Regions from separate parts of the Homo sapiens genome. Here region 1 is linked to region 2. Evidence: chromatin contacts called from ENCODE Hi-C or POLR2A ChIA-PET data. All regions are on one chromosome and are shown on one strand. Each heading gives the region's core, a stretch centred on a gene start or an enhancer-like site at or near the end of the contact. The rest is flanking DNA. Distances are from core to core; before and after follow the strand shown. Region 1 overlaps CDC42EP1 (CDC42 effector protein 1). Region 2 has its middle 55 kb from the start of CYTH4.

Region 1 (5,658 bases), core at 72-2,571, 230 kb before region 2:
GCCGCGCATCCATCTCTGGGTAGTGGTGGCCGCCATCCCAGCCTGCTCCCCAGTGCCTGCCGAGGGCAGGGCCAGCAGGTCCTCGGGGACCCCCTCCCACTGGGCTGGACTTCACCTCAGCCACTGGGCCCAACCCAGCTGTTACCCCATTGGGACAGTGTCCATGGGGTGTGGAGCTTGCGGCAGGGGCTGGGGGATTTGCAGCAGGACCCGTGGGGGTTGCGGCAGGTGCTGAGGGGTTTGCAGCAGGCGCTGGGGGGTTTGCAGTAGTGGCTGGGGGGTTTGCAGCAGGACCCGTGGGGTTTGCAGTAGGGGCTGGGGGGTTTGCAGCGGGGGCTGGAGTCTCAGCTGCAGGGGCTTCTGGGAGGCTCATGACCCCTAGCAGCTCGCTGAGGAGTGAGGGCCCAAGGTCGAGGTCCAGGCGGAAGGACAAGAGAGAGTCAGAGCGGCGAAGCCCGGGCTCAGAGGGGAAGGAACCATCCCGGTCTCGGTCATGCGGCTTTTCCGAGCGGGGCAGGCGGGAGATGGTGCAGAACCCAGAGTCCAGGCCTAGAAGAGAAATGGGCAGTGGGCTCAGAGCTGGGGTCCCTCACCAGGAATTCAGGAGGGGAGACAGGACCAGTCCTGGCTTGCTGTGTGGCCTCTGGCTAGTCCCTCCCCTCTCTGGCCTCGGTTTCTCCCATCTTTCCAATAGAATACACTCCATGGTCACCTGTGTGATCTTCCTGTCTACCCCGAAAGCTGAAAATCATCATTATCCTCATTTCCATTATGCAGATGGGGAAAGTGAGGCTCAGTTTGGGATGGGGCGAAGGAGCTAGCCCAAGGCCATAGAAGTCTGACGAGGTGGAATCAAGTCTGGAGCTCAAATCTCCTCTCAGTCCCAACTGTGACCTCAGCCATGGCCACCGGCTCCCTGCCATGACGCTGGCCGATGGCTGCAGGTGAACCCATAGCACGTGAGCTGGTTTGTGGACACAGGATGGGACCAGCAATCAGGGTCTGACTGTATAGAAATGAAGGACAGACATGTCCAGCCCCTGCTTCCAGGACTACAGACCTGAGACAGAATCGGGTTTCTGTGGACCAGTCCTCAGTGCGGTTCTGAGCAGCCGCCTGGGGCAGGGGTGTTAGAGCCACTCCCGCAAGGCAGGGAGTGGCCACCAGGTGGCAGCAGGGGCCCATGGTTCTCAGGTGAGCTCTGACCGAACGGCCAAGGTGGCACTTCTGGCTGGGCAGGAAGGCCTGTGGCTTGCGGTTCCTGTGAGTGGTTTCCCAAATTTGTCGAGTTACAGGAAACCAAGTTCAGATAACAACAGCTCCAGTGTCCTGAGCACCTACTAAGTATCAGCCCCCCTGCGCCTCTCCTGGCACTGAATCTTAGCAATGACCCCGAGAGACTCATTATCCAGGCGAGGACTTGAACTTATAGAGGTCAACTGACTTCCTGAAATTCAGGCAGAACTGGATTGGAATCTAGAGCCCAGGCCCTTCACCTCTCCATGATATCATTCCGACATGAGGGGAAGGCTTTGGTTGAAGGGGGCAAGAATGGGTGGGTGACTGGTTCAGCTAAGGCCCAGAGAGGGGGATGTGCTTGCCCAGGTCACACAGCAAGTGAGGGGCAGCTAGAATTCAAACTCCACCTCCTCACTCTCAACCTCAGGTGTTTTGGGGAGTCAGCTTGTTCCCACCACTGCACCCCCTCCCCATCCATGATGTGGGGTCTGGGCCTGACCTCTGTGGTCACTTGGAGCTCACTTGGAGCTTGGAGGAGCCACTGAACCCCTCTGGGCCTCAGCCTCAGCCTCTGAAAAGTGGGCCAAGATGGCCCAGGCCCTCACCGTAGCTGGAGTGGCCGTCCGTGGAGCTGGTGGGGCTGCTGTCGAAGCTGAGCTTGCCAACCACGAGGCTGTCGTAGGCGGCCTGGTTGAGCTGGGGCAGGGAGATGGCGTTCTTGATGATGGGGGAGATGGCCGGTGGAGCCGGGGAGGGTGCAGGGGGAGATGCCATCCTCCGGGGGGGCGCCCCCACCCTCCGCACCAGCTGCAGCTTCTTGGCCAGGAAGCTGCGGGGTGAGCGATGGGTGCTCCCGGAGCTGCCACCGTGGTTGCTGAGGAAGGACGTGTCCCCGAAGACATCCCCGCCACGGCCCACATGCATGGTGTGGCGGAAGTCCCCGAGTGGGTGGCTGATCATGTCTGCAGTCAGCCGCCTCTTTCCCTGTGAACTGGACACCCAGCCCACAGGCGAGAGCTTGCCCAGGCTCATGGTGGCGGCGCCTCTGCCCCCCTGGGGGCCGGGCATCAGCTCTGGCTGCTCACAGCTGCTAGTCCATGCCTACCAGGGGCCGGGGGAGGGAGGTGGGCTGGGCTTGGGATGGCTGCTCAGCTCCTTTGCCCTGGCGGAAGCTGTAAATGGCACTCTCCTAAGGTGAGGTCCCCAAATGCAGAGGCTGTGGGGGGTTCATGGCTCGTCTCTCCCAGGGGCCCGGCTCCCAGCCCCTCAGAAGCAGCTATAGATGTTCAAGCGCAGAGAAAGCACCCCCGAGGTGGTCGGCAACTCTCCTGCCCAGAGGTGGAGACCTGGAAGGAAGACAGAATGGGCGGTGACGGCAGGCCCGCGACAGAGGAGGAAATCCGGGGTCCAAACATTAGCAGCTGAAGAGGATAGATGATCACACCCAACTACACGGATGGAGGCCTCCAACTGACGCGGGGCAGAAGCTAGGCACACGGGGACCCAAGTGAGTCTGTGTATAGAAAGTTCAAGAACACAGCCGGGTGCGGTGGCTCATGCTGGTAATCCCAGCACTTCGGGAGGTTGAGGTGGGTGGCTCACCTGAGGTCAGGAGTTCGAGACCAGCCTGGCCAACATAGAGAAACCCCGTCTCTACTAAAAATACAAAACTTAGCCGGACGTGGTGGTGCGCACCTGTAATCCCAGCTACCCAGGAAGCTGTGGCAGGAGAATCACTTGAACCTTGGAGGCAGAGGTTGCAGTGAGCCAAGATCACATCACGGCACTCCAGCCTCGGCAACAAGAGCAACATTCCGTCTCAAAAAAAAAAAAAAAAAAAAAAAAAAAAACAAGGAAGTTCAGTAACAGGCAAAACCAATTGATGCTATTAGCAATCAGAATGATGGCAGCCTCTGAGCAGGTACTGACTGAATAGGGGACAAATAATTCATTGAGCTATACACTTAAGCCATGTATCAGGAAAAAATAGAAGCACTCATTCACTCATTCTAAGTCTGAGCAACATAATGAGACCTGGTTTTTACAAAAAAATTTTAAAAAAATTAGTTGGGTGTGGTGGTGTATGCCTGTGGTCCTAGCTACTCAGGAGGCTAAGAAGGGAGGATCCTTTGAGCCTAGGAGGTCAAGGCTGCAATGAGCCATGATTGTGTCACTGCACTCCAGTCTGGGAGACAGAGCAAGACCTTGTCTCAAAAAAAAAAAAAAAAAAAAGGAAAAAAAAAAGAAAGCACTTATTCTGCAGGGCCCACTTATGAAGCACTTACTAAGTGCCAAGACCTCACCCGCCTCATCGTTTAAACCCATACAATACTCCTGAGGGGCTGGGCGCGGTGGCTCACGCCTGTATTCCCAGCACTTTGGGAGGCCAAGGCGGGTGGATCACGAGGTCAGGAATTAGAGACCAGCCTGGCCAACATGGTGAAACCCCGTCTCTACCAGAAATACAAAAAATTAGCTGGGCGTAGTGGCGGGCGCCTGTAATCCCAGCTACTCAGGAGCCTGAGGCAGGAGAATTGCTTGAACCCGGGAGGCAGAGGTTGCAGTGAGCCGAGATTGCGCCACTGCACTCCAGCCTGTGCGACAGAGCGAGACTCCGTCTCACAAACAACAACAACAACAAAAACATTACTCCTGAGGGCAGCATGAGATTAGAGAGGGGAAACTGAGGCACAAAGTGACGTAACTTGCCTGAGGCTACGTAGTAAGAAATGGTGAAACAGGCCCCACATCCCAGAGCCCTGGAGCCCCAGGCTACACTGCCTCCTGCTGAGTAACTGAGTAAGTCACCTCCCTTCTCTGTGCATTAAAATCTCTGCCACGCAGCGAAGCCAGGAGGGAGCAGACACCTCACCAAAGCTTTGTGAAGCTGGGTAAACAGCCAGAGCAGAGGTTCCTCTGAACCATCCACCTTCAAGGAGCTTCCTGGAATAAGGATCCTGTGGTCAAAAGTGGCTTTTTCCAGCTGCCTCCTCCATGCGTGAGCATATTCAAGTCTCTGAGAAGGCCCGCAGGAAAAGACTTTATCACAGTTTGTCAAACTGACGTAGGAGCCTTGCTGTCAGGGAGCAAGCTTTGGAAAAAGCTCAGCTGGTGCCAAAAGCTATTTCTTGTGCATCTCTCCTTCCTGATTCCCCACCCCCACCATACACACACACACATCCTCCCCTGCTCCAGCTTCTCTAAGCATCTCTTGTTCTGACCCCTTTCCTTCTAGTGTCATACAAAGTCCAGGCTAGAGCGCACCTGTGATCCTATGCTTTTCCTGTGGCCCACTGAGGGCAAAGCTGGCTAGAGGTCAGATCCACAGAGCTAGTTGAGACTTGAACTCAGAGCCTCTGACTCACATAAGCCCTTGACTGGCTTGTGGAGCCCAGTCTCGCCTCCCGAGATCGGCAATGCACTTGGAGGGTGGGGAGGCCGCCTGGATTTTCCTGCCTTTCTCCCTTGGGCATCTAGCTTGGGCTCTGCACTTAACAAGTGCCAAATCAATGCCAGCTGAATCACAGATCTCCATGATAACCTGCATGCCAAAACATCACCCTGGCCCCTTCTGAGAGTGGGAGGGCAGGCTGGGCTCTGTGTCCTCACAATGTGACCTTGGGCAAGTCACTTACCTACACAGACCTGGGACCTCAGCTGATAAAAGTCAATAATGATCCTTAAGAACACCTATGTCTGCGGCTCAGCCTTCTTCCTTTTTTAAAACCATTGCTGCCACCTCCAAGCATAGAAATCTCAATACTGCCCTTCTAATGTTATTTGAAATTCAAAATAGGTTAAATAACAAGATAAGAACAAAGAAGCCAATAGGACAAAGCTTGCTTTGTTTTCTGACTACATTCTCTTCCCTTCCCACCATCTGATCCTCCCCCAACCCTAACTCCTCCCCCTCGTGGGGGGGAACTTCTGAATCATCTTCTTCCCTCCCTGGCACCCCCGGCACCGAGAAGTCCTCGTGGAATGTTTGCTGAAGTTCTGAAGCGATCCACAGTTGGCCAACCATTACATGATGTCATCTGATTCTCCAACAACCCTGCAAAGCCGCAGCGTGGCCTATTTGACAGGCAGCACTGAGGTTCGGAGGGAAGGGAGACCTGTCCAAGGTTAAGTGACAGGTTCATGGCAGGGCCAAGTTTCCCTGCTCAGCAGGGATTAAGGATGCATCTCTGGGGGAAGGAATGGGAGCGGGAAGGGTGTTCCTCTGTACAATGTCCTGTAGAAGGGTCTGCCATGTGGCCTTACCCACTTGCTCCCACCCCAGCTCCCTGACTTTTTTTTTTTTCTTTTTTGAGGCAGGGTCTCACTCTGTCACCCAGGCTGAGTGCAGTGGCTCCATCACAGCTAACTGCAGCCTCGAACTCCCAGGCTCAAGCGATCCTCCCACCTCAGCCTCCTGAG
Region 2 (5,890 bases), core at 2,493-4,992:
TATTTCTTCTCTGGAGCTTCCCAGGAGGTTAATAGCAGCTTCTCACCAGGATATTTGGCTTTTTAAGGAATCTCCTTGCCTCTTTCTTCTCTGTGAGGATATTCTCAGGATGGTTGCGGTGGAGAAGGGAAGGAAGGAGACTCTCGAGGCATTTGCCAACTAAGGGGGGCACTTAGGGGTAGGTGGGGGGGGCCAGTTCCGGGCAGAACTTGGGGCAGACAGTGCCCTGTTTCCAGAACAGCTCCCAGTGCCGGGCTGGGCTGGGCTTAAATGCAGTGGGAGAAGCTCAAGGGTGGGGTGGGGTCACAGGCTCCACTTGGAATGGGCCAGGTCATTTGACTATGGGGGCATTTCTGAGCCTGGTGGGGCCTCAGTCTCCCCTCCTGGAAGGTGGGCCTGATGATCCATGCCAGCCTGTAAAGGAAGGGAAAGAGTTTTGCTGAGCTGCAGAAGGAGGTGCAGACAAGGCGAGGGGCTGGGTGTTGGGGGAGGCCAGCTGAGCGCCCAGGACCCCTCTGGCCCCACCCCAGGTCCTTGGGCTCCAACTGCTCTCAGCCCTGCCCTGAGCTCAGGAATGGGCCCAGGCCTGAGAAGGAGGTCAAAACTCTGCAGCCCTTCCACTACTACTTCGGGGGGCTCAGCACAGCTCCTCTGGGCTCAGGTCCCCAGGCCTTTCCCTGATGTAACCCCCCAGTCAGGCCCGCACAGTAGGGGAGGTCCACCTCTTATGTGTGTGTTTTAAATTGCGGTAAAATGTACGTAACATGAAATTTACCATTTTAGCTCTGTAAGCATACAGGTCCGTGGCATTCGGTACATTCACATTCCTGTGTGGCCATGACCACCATCCATTTCCGGGGCTTCTGCATGATCCCGAACAGAAGCTTGCACGCCCTGCGCCACGCCCCCTCCCATGTCAACCCCCGTAACCGCTGGTCTTCGTCTCTATGAATTAAACTATTCCAGGTACCTCCCATCAGTGGAATCATAAAATATATGTTCTTTTGCATCTGGCTTATCTGACTTAGCATAATCAGACGACCCCGTCTTAACAGACAAGTAAACTGAGGCACAGAGAGGCTATGGGACTCGCCCCAGCTGTGTGCCCCTTCTCACCGCCTTTGCGTCTCCTCTCTGTTCTGACCGTCCCCGTGAGGGTGGAAGTATGCCGGCCATGCCCACATTTCACTGAGGAAGAGAGAGAGCGGCCCCACGGTGCTATGAGTCCCCAGAATTAAGACCTCCAAGTTTGGTGCTCACACATTCAGGAGAGCCACACAGCTCTGCCCAGGAGAGCCCAGGGCCTGAGCTGGGCCAGGGTTTAATGGGGAGCAACCAGGGACCGCCATGCCTCTTTTCAGGTCCCAGTGTCTCTTTTCTGAGGGTGACTCTGTAACTAGGCCCTGAGGGTTGCCTCGGGCTATGCTAACATCACCCCTCCTCTGGATTGTCTGGGTAAGGGAGGGGACAGGAGTGAAGTCAGCAACATGGCCCAAGAGGCCGCCCAGGGCAAAGAAGAGCCTGATAAGGGACTCTGGCCTTCAGGTGACCCACACTGCCTGGCACAGCCTCCACCCCCATGCCCTCCTGGGCCTCCCAGGCTCAATTTGTGTGTGTGATTGGGGAGGGCCAGGGTGGCTGGGAAGATTTTAGGATATAGGAAACACATTTATTGTGCTTTCAACGTAAGCCTGGGGACCCAAGAAAATCAGGCATCTGGTAAGGGAAGGGAAAATGAAGGATCTTCCCTGGGCCCTACTCACCTTCTTACGCTAATACTTAAGACCTTTTGTGATCTGGCCCAGTCCATGTGTCCACCTGCCAGTCTTGTCCTCCACTCCTTGATCCTTCCATGGAGTCATGCATTCGGTAAGTATTGACTGAAGACACCTCCACCCAGGCACAGCGTCAGTCTCTGGAGCCACGGCTGCAGCTGTGAGGAAGACAGATGTGCCCGCCCTCCTGGAGTTCCTGAGCTGGGGGTCCTATGGCAAAATCCAGCATGAACGAAATAATCAGATGATGCCTAAGCACAGGCAGTACCCAGGGCTTTGGGGAAGCCAGGGCCTTGTGAGGGACTGGGGAGCAAGCTGGATTAAGACTGGGAGTCACGGAGGGCGCCGCTAAGAGGCTGCAGAGCAGAGGGATAGATGGAGCCGGCCAGGCAAAGGGCTTCAGGAAGATCAGCCAGGCAGGGGGAACAGCACGCAACATGGCCCGGAGGCGCCAAAGAACTCGGTGAGGCTGAGGAACCTGGAGGTCAGGCAGTGTCGGCCATCGTCAGTGAAGAACAGCCGGGGCAGTGGGGCCAGGACCTGCGCAGGGGCCACCCACTCAGGACTCGGGGCCAAGCCAGGAAATGAAAATCGTCAGAGTGGAACTGGGGGACTTACCGTAGGGGATTGGAAGCATTAGAAGGGGACAACGAAGGCCGGGCGCGGTGGCTCACGCCTGTAATCCCAGCACTTTGGGAAATCCCAGCAAAGAGATGGTAAAACCCCATCTCTACTAAAAATACAAAAATTAGCTGGGCGTGGTGGCGCACGACTGTAATCTCGGCTACCCAGGAGGATGAGGCAGGAGCATCGCTAGAACCCCAGAGGCGGAGGTTGCAGTGAGCCAAGATTGTGCCACTGCCCTTCAGCCTGGGCGACAGAGCAAGACTCAGTCTCAAAAAAAAAAAAAAAAAAAAAGAAAGGGACAATGAGATCACAGCGTAGTAGGAAGTTGCTGCTTCCCAAGGCCAGGGGGACAGAGGGAGGAGGTGGCTCTGCTGGAATTCCAGCACCATGGAACCAGGAGGAGCAATTCTGGCAGCAGCTGGAGCCCTCAGGGTGTAGACTTGGCCAGAGCCGTGCCCAAGGCGGACAGAGAGGGGGGCAGAATCCCCTGGCATTGGCTTTCCTCCTGCCCTCCAGGCTCTTCCCAGCTGGGAGCCAACTGATGCAGGAACCAAAACAAGGCCTGTGTGGCCTTGGAGAAGACACTTGCTTTGAGCCTCAGTTTCCTTTCCTGTTAAAGGGACCCATCAGTCCGGCCTTGCAGGTCTGTGGTTAAGGCAGGGCTGTTTCTCTGCCTGGCACTGGGCCCCAGCTCAGCCCTCTTAATCTGCAGAACTTGCCATTACTCCCCTGCCCTTCTGGGCTCCCTGTGTCCAAGGGGCCCTGAGGACTCAGAAATGAGTCAGACCCTGGCCTCTAGGTTCTCCACTCACTTGGGCCAGGCTGTGGTTGCAGACTGTGCGGTGCTCTCACAGAAAGCAGGCGGGTGGGTACCTTTCACTCCAAAAGGAGCGGAGAGCACAGGGTGAGGTGGGGGCTGGAGCTTCAGAAAGGAGGCTGCATCTGGAAGGCCAGGGAGGACCTCTTGAGGGCTCTGAATGTCAACCTGCATTGCATGAACTTGATCCTCAAGGGGAGGTGGGGGACAGGCCTGGCAGGTGTGCATTGGGAAAGCCCTGTTAAGAGCCAGTGCATGTCAAGCGCCTTGGAACTGTGCATCGGGGATGGTGGCCTGGAGGGGACGAGCTGGAGGCAGGAAGACTAGGGAGGAGGGTCTTTCTAGAGGAGCTCCAAGACTCCCCTTGGACATGCTTTCTGGGACTGCTAGAGTGATTCCTTCTTTCCTGTCACGAAACACCTCTCCCTGTCCTTGAGCCGGGATTCTGAAAAGGTCTCTGGTTCCTGGGCCAGCCCCACCCTGCCCTGCCTTGAGGCCACATCTGCCACACCCTCAGCCTGGCCTAAGGTGCTAGTTACTTGTTGCTATCTCTGGGGACCTTCTTGCCAAGACTGTGCCGTGGAGGGGGTGGGGAGGGGAGGAGCTGAGAAGAGGGGGATGGGCAGGCCAGAGGTTGTGCCCGGTGCACGTGGGATGGAGTATAGGGTGATGCTGTGCTGGGCTGTGTGTGTATGTCGGGGGCGTTTGTCTTGGAGGGGCATGTAGAAGGGATTCCAGTGGTTCACTGGGGGCTTCGCCCACCACTTTTTAATTTTTATTTTTATATATTTTTTGATACTAAGTCTTGCTCTGTCTCCCAGTCTGGAGTGCAGTGGTGCGATATCGGCTCACTGCAACCTCCGCCTCTCAGGTTCAAGCAATTCTCTTGCCTCAGTCTCCCGAGTAGCTGGGATTATGGGCGCCCGCCACCACACCTGGCTAATTTTTTGATTTTTAGTAGAGATGGGGTTTCGTCATGTTGTCCAGGCTGGTCTCCAACTCCTGAGCTCAGGCAATCTGCCCGCCTCGGCCTCCCAAAGTGCTGGGATTACAGGAGTGAGCCACTGCGCCCGGCCACGCCCCCGCTCTTAGTTCTCCCTTCCAACCTTTTCATCCATCAAAGGTTACACTGGGACCCTGCGTCTGTGAGGTGGGGAGATATCTGAAGCTAGACTGGGGATCCCCTCCCAAACGGGATCCTGGGGACTGGCAGACAGCTCAGCTGCCCCCCACTCTCCATCATCCCCAGGGCTCCACCGCAGCCCTGCTCCTCTGTCCTGTGTCCAGCCACCCTGGAAGAGATGGGGGTGGAGTGCAAGGGACTTCAGTGCAGGGAGGGGCTGCAGGGAGGAGGAGGCGAGGTGGGTTTGAGGCCAGAAGACGGAGGGAGATGGGGAAGAAGAGGGGCACCCAGAGCAGCCGACAGCAAACCTAGTGAGCAGTGACAATCAAAACAGGGGCGGTTCACTGAAACTTCTGTGTGTCTGCTGGCTTCACACACTTTATCTGGCTTAATCTTCACTAGTATTATTCTTAAATTTTAGTTTTGTAAATGTTTGTATTTTATTTTGTTTATTAGCTGGAATTGCTAATGCATTTACACATTTGAATATTTAAGAGGTGTGTGCAATACTGAGTCTCCATCTCCCCCGGCTCATTCCCCAGGGACCAGGCTCCCTCCCTGGAGGCAGCCAGCTTCGCCAGCGACTTCCCTCCTCTTCCAGGCTGTCTGCGCAGACAAGCAAACATATGCATAGAAAAGCAAATATATACACATACATTTCCCACTTTTTAACCCATTAAAGGCTGGCATTCCATCACCCGAGTCTTCTGACTTCTTTTTCCACTTGCCTACTTACTAAGGCTCGGAGAGGTTAAGACAATCGTCTAGAGTCACACAGCGGGGGTGGAAAGATGGGCGGCGACCTCAGTCAACCGGTGGAGTGGGATGGAGGGGACAGGATCGGTTTCCGGTAAGAGAAGCGGGAGGAGGCGAGGAGAGCGCGGGGAGCGGGGAGGAGGACGGAGGCGCGGGGCCGGCGTAGGGGATGGGTGGCCAGCCTGGCGCAGAGACAGGAGTCTGGCGGGAGAGGGGAGCCGACGAGATGCGGAGGCGAGCAGGTTCCTGCTCCTGCTGCCCCCGCCCTGGCGGTTGCCGGTGGGACCTGCGACCACCGGAGCCCATGACCCTTCTTTACGCCCCCTATCGTATACTACCCTATCCAAGGCTGGGGTGGGGGCTTCTTCCTGGATGCCCCGCTCCGCCCACGCCCAAGTTCTCCGGCAGAGCCTACAGGTCCTCACTCCCTGCCCATCCTCGTTTCCAGCCTCTCAATCAGGCCTGCGAACGGGCGATGGCGATGCGGTTCTGGGCCTGCCCTAACCCTCTGAGCTAGGACCTGCCATCTGTGAAATGGGTGCATAGTGTGTGGGGGTGGGGCGGGGGTGACTCGGCCTTGGCCGTTCGAGGTTTGGGGATAGCTCGGTGACACCGGCCCCCTCCACTCCGATTTGATGCTCCCCCCAATACCTGGGTGCACTCGCCCCCCTTCCCCGCTACTCCTTGGCTTGGGGGAGGGGGTGGGTGACAGTCCCTGAGCATAGGCGGTCCTACCGATCCCCGCCCGCGCCCCCTTTCCAGATGCTCCTGGGCCGACGCCGCAGGTCCGGG

The links. Hi-C counts contacts between places; a loop is a spot of excess contacts on that map. ChIA-PET counts read pairs that join two places held with the same protein, here RNA polymerase II (POLR2A). Pooled maps may share reads with other maps.
Region 1: a map with no recorded cell type shows a loop between it and region 2 (2.9-fold over the local background). The contact joins two enhancer-like sites. A Hi-C loop is called at or near these places in 3 of 168 maps with a recorded cell type or tissue (astrocyte of the cerebellum, endothelial cell of hepatic sinusoid and right cardiac atrium), 1 of 37 single-sample maps with no recorded cell type and 1 of 50 pooled maps. POLR2A ChIA-PET finds 5 or more read pairs at or near these places in 2 of 52 experiments (PC-3 and activated T-cell).

Annotation. Positions count from the first base shown.
Region 1 is chr22:37,562,999-37,568,656 of GRCh38, reverse strand. It overlaps CDC42EP1 (CDC42 effector protein 1), which reads right to left. Exons shown (of 3, transcript NM_152243.3): 2 at 1,845-2,585; 3 at 1-549. The coding sequence starts at 2,307. Among named protein-coding and RNA genes, the nearest start is that of CDC42EP1, 5.3 kb to the right of the region's middle. RefSeq lists enhancers at 182-833, 4,191-4,691, 4,692-5,192. Within about 2 kb of position 1,321, at least 29 of the 41 ENCODE cell types and tissues checked have a DNase peak (open chromatin) inside an H3K27ac peak, as active enhancers do; they include PC-3, where a contact is called at or near this core.
Region 2 is chr22:37,334,668-37,340,557 of GRCh38, reverse strand. No RefSeq gene overlaps it. Among named protein-coding and RNA genes, the nearest start is that of CYTH4, 55 kb to the right of the region's middle. Within about 2 kb of position 3,742, at least 2 of the 41 ENCODE cell types and tissues checked have a DNase peak (open chromatin) inside an H3K27ac peak, as active enhancers do; they include PC-3, where a contact is called at or near this core.